2 separate regions of the Homo sapiens genome follow, and region 2 is linked to region 1. The links are chromatin loops, found by intact Hi-C in ENCODE. Cell type or tissue: ascending aorta. All regions are shown on one strand. Links, peaks and the distances in the headings refer to the core of each region. The heading gives the core; the rest is flanking DNA. Region 1 overlaps TAFA1 (TAFA chemokine like family member 1). Region 2 overlaps TAFA1 (TAFA chemokine like family member 1).

Evidence for each region. Peaks named below come from ENCODE experiments on the same cell type or tissue, not always from the same donor. Only the 100,000 strongest peaks of a DNase experiment are listed, where the experiment ranks them.
Region 2: it touches region 1 in a loop (2.3-fold over the local background); 4 of 110 quality-filtered maps call a loop at or near these places.

The regions. Positions count from the first base shown.
Region 1 is chr3:68,006,765-68,009,690 of GRCh38, forward strand. The region is part of intron 2 of TAFA1 (TAFA chemokine like family member 1); the gene reads left to right. Among named protein-coding and RNA genes, the nearest start is that of TAFA1, 4.0 kb to the left of the region's middle. In ascending aorta, for the core only: a CTCF peak has its summit at 1,410 (motif pointing left); a DNase peak (open chromatin) is centred at 1,144; H3K4me3 peaks cover 1,500 bases; H3K27ac peaks cover 1,161 bases.
Region 2 is chr3:68,110,833-68,113,758 of GRCh38, forward strand. The region is part of intron 2 of TAFA1 (TAFA chemokine like family member 1); the gene reads left to right. Among named protein-coding and RNA genes, the nearest start is that of TAFA1, 110 kb to the left of the region's middle. In ascending aorta, for the core only: no CTCF peak of the experiment used is centred there; no DNase peak of the experiment used is centred there.

The sequences.
Region 1 (2,926 bases), core at 315-2,814:
ACTGCAGCCTCCTCCAGTCTTACCACTATTTCCTTAACAGATGGTTGAATGCAAGTGACATAAAGTGCTATAGTGTGGGCAGCTTGCCTTTGAATTCCAAGACATATTGTTGGCTGGATGCTTTGGGGGAAGGGGAGTGTGCCAAAATGTCTTGGAGGTATTTCTATTAATTTCTCAGAAAAGGTGTGTTTTTCTAAGTGTCACCCCACCTGCTTCTACACACCTTGAAAAGTAGAAGTCATCTGTTTTTGGATGCTTTGGCCAATAGCAGAATATTCTGCAAAAGTTGGAATAACTTTCAATACTTGAGGATTTTACCTACTATAATCTTGGTCTGTATGTGGCTAAGAATTTTGTGGGGGCATAGTCCCCAAACTAACTTTGGAAGCAAGTTGTCAATGAAAAAGAAATTAAAAAGTAACTTACTATTTCTTGCCTGGTTTAATGTGCCTTCTTTCCTTTCTCCCTTCCTTCACTTTCTGTTCTTCCGGTATGCTCAGTGGCATTTTTCCCTCTCTTTTGGCAGTTTCAGGGACGAAGTCCCTCCCACCTGATTTTTGTTTTGTTTTGTTTTGTTTTTCCTATATTGAATTTTTAGTTCCGGACGCATTTTGCTTTCTTCCTCTTAATGTTCAAAGTATATTTCTCACCCTTCCACGGCCTCGCTCTTCATTCTGGATTTTGCTCTCCTTCTTTGCCTCTCCAGCTTTCTCATTACAGTCCCTCCCAGCTCGATTGTCCTTACCTTCCCCGGTTCTTGGAAAAATTTCCTTCCATTTTCTGTTCAGTATCAGCCTTCGCATCCTTCTACTACTCACCCCGCCTTCACCCTCCACCCCACCTCCCTCCCTCCCCTCCCTTCCTCTCTCGCGACGGTCAAGTTCGGGCTCTGGGGACCAGTTGCGCGCCCAAGTTTCTGATGCTCAGTTCTGAAGTGCTCCCAGCCCTCCACCCGCCTCTCCAAATCCCATCAATGGCCTCCTCCCCCCATCCGTCGAGCTTCCTCCTGCTGCGTAGTCCAGCGTCTACGCCCTCGCCTTTCCCTGGCTCCTCAGTCGGCCTGGACACCGATACTAGGCTCTTCTGTACAGCCCTCCAGCAATACCTTCCGGGGCCCCGCTTGCTGCCTCCTGGGGCTCAGCTTCCCTGCTGGGGGCAGGCATGTCAGAGCGCGGATGCAGCCCAGGGTCCTCCCGCGCGCCTGCACCAGGCTGCAGCGAGCGCGCAAGCCTGCTGGGTGCTGGAGCTCGGGCCGCCCCGGGAGAAGGGGTGGGGCTGGCTTGTGCTAGGGGCTGAGGCTGGGGGCTGTTTCTGGGCCCTGCCACCCTGTTTCCCCCAGCCCTGGTCTGACAGGGAAGGCGAGGGGGCGCTGGTGCCCCTGCAGGTGGGCAGGGAAACCGCCCTCTTCAGGACGCGCTTGTATTTCTGCATCCTGTGTCCTGAGCCTGGCGCGGGAACCGCCACTCAAACCCTCAGTGCAGCCGAGATGGAGGGAAAACAAAAGTGAATTTGAGATTCCCACTTTACCTCCAATCACTTAATCACAATTTGTTCTGGCACAAATGTCTTTCACTTGTTACATGGTCATAAATAATAAACAGTGCGGGACATCTGCATTCGTTGTGATGATCAAGAATAAGAATTCATAATAAAAACAACTACTACGTGTATGTTTTAGGCAGGGCTCTGAGGATTAGTTCACACTGTTCAGTTTAATCCTTATGCAAGTGGGTGTAATTTCTCCCCTTTCGCCCAGGAAACAGAAGCTCTGAAAGGTTAGGTGGCTTGTCTGAGGCCACACAGGGAATAGCTGCCATTGGAGGTCAAATCAGCACGATTCACCGCCAGAGCCTGTGTCCTCAGGAGGCGAAAATGCCTCTCGGTGCACCGAGTGACCATGCCAAATAGCTTCTTTGAGGAAGTGTGAGCCCCTTCATATAATTTTTGAAAACTTTCATTATGTCAATACTTGGTCCAATCTCAACTGCACACCCATTCTGAGAGGTGGCCATGGCAGAACTAGTGAGTGGCACGTGGTTGAGGGGGAAAGGCAGGGCTCGGGGCTGGCCACCTGAGTCTCTGTCACTTAAGGTTAGTGACATAACCTTGGGCAACTGACTTTTCTGCTCTCATTCCCCATTTATAGATATGGTGGTTGGGGGCGGGGAGAGGTGGGGTGTAAATATAATAAAAATAACTTCGAATAAGTCTTTTGTAAGCTGTAAAGTTCTTCACAAATATTGGGAATTACTGATGTCCCCCCTTAATAGACTGTAAACCCACAAGCCAGGGATGTTTGATGAATAAAGTTTTGCTGTTCACACAGCTAATAATCCACATAGCCAAGGCAACAACTCTTTTTTTTCTCTTGCTATTGTTTTGTTAACCATGTGGTACATGGCTAGAATATACTACCAATGCTATGTGTCTTATTTTACTCTGTGCGTATAATCATGAAATAGATACAGTACCGTTTGTAACAAGCTTTCACATAGTTGTCTCTCTTAATCAGTGAATATATGGAGTTTTTCATTGGGGGTTATGTATAATAAGTAAACTTATGTCTTTATAGGGCTTATTGTTAAAATACCGTAGTTTAAAACTGAGAATCACATATTAGGTTCTGGCTGAAATTAAACTCAATATTTGTTTTCTCCATTTTCTTCCTTAGAATTTGTGTATTATCAACCAATGCGTGGTTGATCTGTGCGTCAAATACCCCAAGAAACTGCAGCACTGAAACCAATTTTGACCCCAAGTGCTAATACATCTGAGACCCATTTCAGCTTTATTGTTGAAATGAAGAAACTATAAATATCCCTTCCTAGATGCAGAATGATTAAAATGATATTAAACTTAACATCCAATAGTTCTATATAATACGTTTATTCAACTTTCTTTGGTTTTTGACAATAGCTGCAAAGAT
Region 2 (2,926 bases), core at 322-2,821, 100 kb after region 1:
AAACTTGGAGTCCAGAGCCTACCATTGGTGGGTTCTATTATAAACCCTTTCTGCTTTGGTCTGGGATCCTGAAAGGTGGGTGGTTCCCTGGGAACAAGGATGAACCAAAGGTAAAGCAGACATCACAAAGACTTCATCACAGTAAGAGTTGTTTGAATGCCCCCCTCCTCCCAAATCTCAATCTCTAACTCTAGAATTAATGTGATCCTGAGCTGCTAGGGCATAGCTGCCAAGCTGAAACAAAATGATAATCTTTCCTATAGAAATATAGGCTACCACTACAGATCAAATTGTTTTTTACAAGCAACATTTAAAATAAAATGTCCAAAACATAATCAAAGATAACCAGGTATATTATGCTGCTATTTCCTAGACCACATTTTGGGTAGGTGCAATCTACTAGTAGCTGACTTTTCAACCGAAATAATGGAAGCCAGAAGAACAATGAGCTGATATTTTCAATGTTCCAAAAGAAAGAAAGCTGCCAACCATGAATTCCATGCCCAATAATAATAACCTTCAAAAAGGAGGGCAAAATAAATATATATATAGATGAAGAGTGAGTGATTTTTGACAATAATACCCAAAGTAAAAACTAAAGAAAGATCTTACAAACAGAAAAAGAATGTTCCCAGAGAGAAACTTAAAGAATTAAGAAGGGATTCAGAGTAAAATGGTAAATTAATTATGAATATAAATGACATAGGCAGAATTAAAATATATAATACTTACAGCATAAACATCAGATTAATTGTGCAAAAGTGTTCTAAGTTTCTTGAAATTCTGAGGAAGAGGGTAAAAATAAAAACACTAATCAGCATTAGATTATGCTAAGCTAAGAAAATATGTTTTAATCTTTAGGATAACAAATAAAATAATTTCAAAAAGTGTATTATAATTCTTAAAAAGAATAGTAGGAATAAATAATCCATGACACACACATGAGAAAGAGAGAGAGAGAGAGAGAGAGAAGAAATGTAGGGCAGGACAAATTCTTGGTAGATTGTTAGGACATTAGTAGTATTCTTAGTAGATTGTTTACAAATACATTAATAATTGCATTAAATGCCCCAATTAAAAGCCAGTTATTTTTCAGATAGTTATTTCACTAAAAGAATAGGAAAAGATACTCCATAAAAACACTGACTGTTGGGTAATCAACGTCTGCTGCCTATTATCAGGAGTAGAAGTTCAAGCACTTCTGTCCATTGCATCTTGGTATCAGAGTCACCAATGAAAATAACACAGTGAAGCACTGGATGAAAAAAAAATGCTATACTCATATAGAGAAGAGACAGAGCAAGGCAAGCTTTAACAGTGGGCATCTGTTCCCTGTGGTCAGTGGGCCCCTCCCAACAAAACTCAAAAAAGGAATTACGGGACAGGACAATTATGAGTCCTGTCTAACTCATGAGTGTAGAAGTAGAAATTCTAAACAAATAATTAGCGAATCGAATTCAGCTATGCATCCTGCTGAATGAGCTTATTCAGAAATTCAAAGTTGTTTAATGTTTCTTAATTTTTAAGGGTAATGTGCCACATTAATGGAATAAAAGAAGAAAATCATTTCAATTAATACAGAAAAAGTGTTTGATAAAATTATTTCAGAGTTTAAAAGTTCTTACTAATCAACAAGATAATTTCTTTAATCTAATACATTATATTGGCCAAAACCATAAATAGATATTATATTTAATGGTTAAATATTGACCCCCTCCCCATTCCCTTAGAGTCTGGGACTAACAAAAGATGCCTGCTATAAACATTATTTTTTAATGTTGTATCCTTGGCCCTAGATAGTTCAGTAATGCAAGAAAAAAATAAGGATTGGCAATGAAGAAATAATACATTCATGATTGACAGATGTTAAAATAATTAATAGGTGATATTAGCAAGGTTGCTGAATAGGTAAATATAAAAATCAATTAAATTCCTCTATGCCAAAAATAAACAGAAAAAAATGAATTAAAAATACCGTTTATAATATTATCAAAATAATCAAATACTAAGAATGCAATTATAAAAGATATGGAATGTTCCTATCAATAAAATGACAAAACATTATTTAAAGAAATGAAAAAGACCTACACATAAATATATATTATATTCATAGACTGGAAGAAATTTAATCTTAAAGCTATCAATTATTCTCAAATTAATTTTTTAGATTACTTTTTACACTCAATGTCGTGTATCAGTAACTTGGCAGGTAGAATTTTAGAAATTGGTGAGCTGATTCTAAAATGTATATGGAAATACAAAGCCCTATTAATCAAGACACTCTTGAAAATCAACAATAAGCTGAGAGCAATTTTTCGCACCAGATCCCAAGATTTATTTGAACACTACAGTAACTAAGGCAGTGTTATGTTATTGTGAGGATAGGCAAAGATTGCTATAGAACAGAATGGATTTCTGCAATAAACATGTACACATAAGGACACTTGATTCAAGAGAAAGGTGGTGCTGCAGAGAAGTAGGAAAGTGATGATCTTTTCCATAAACGGTGCTGGGAAAATTGGAAATCCATATGGAAAAAGCAAACTGCACACCTGACTCACACCATTTACAAAAATCAAATCCAGGTGAATCAAATACTTACATGTGAAAGGTAATACAGTAAATGATTGAAAATAAAATATGGGAGAATATAAGCTTGGATAGAGGAAGATTTTAATAAATAGGACTCAATATTATTCATTAATGTTAATATCGACACATTTAGATACATTAAAACCTGTCTTCATTAAATGATTTCATAACGAAAATAGAAAGGTTCTCACGGCATGGAAGAAGAAATATGAAATGAAAATAATCATCAAAAGGTTTGTATAAAGACCCTATGCAAGGTTCCTACAAAGTATTAAGAAAAAAAGAAAGTCAATAGAAAAGTGGTTTGTAGATTAGTTGCAGTAGTGGCCCTGGC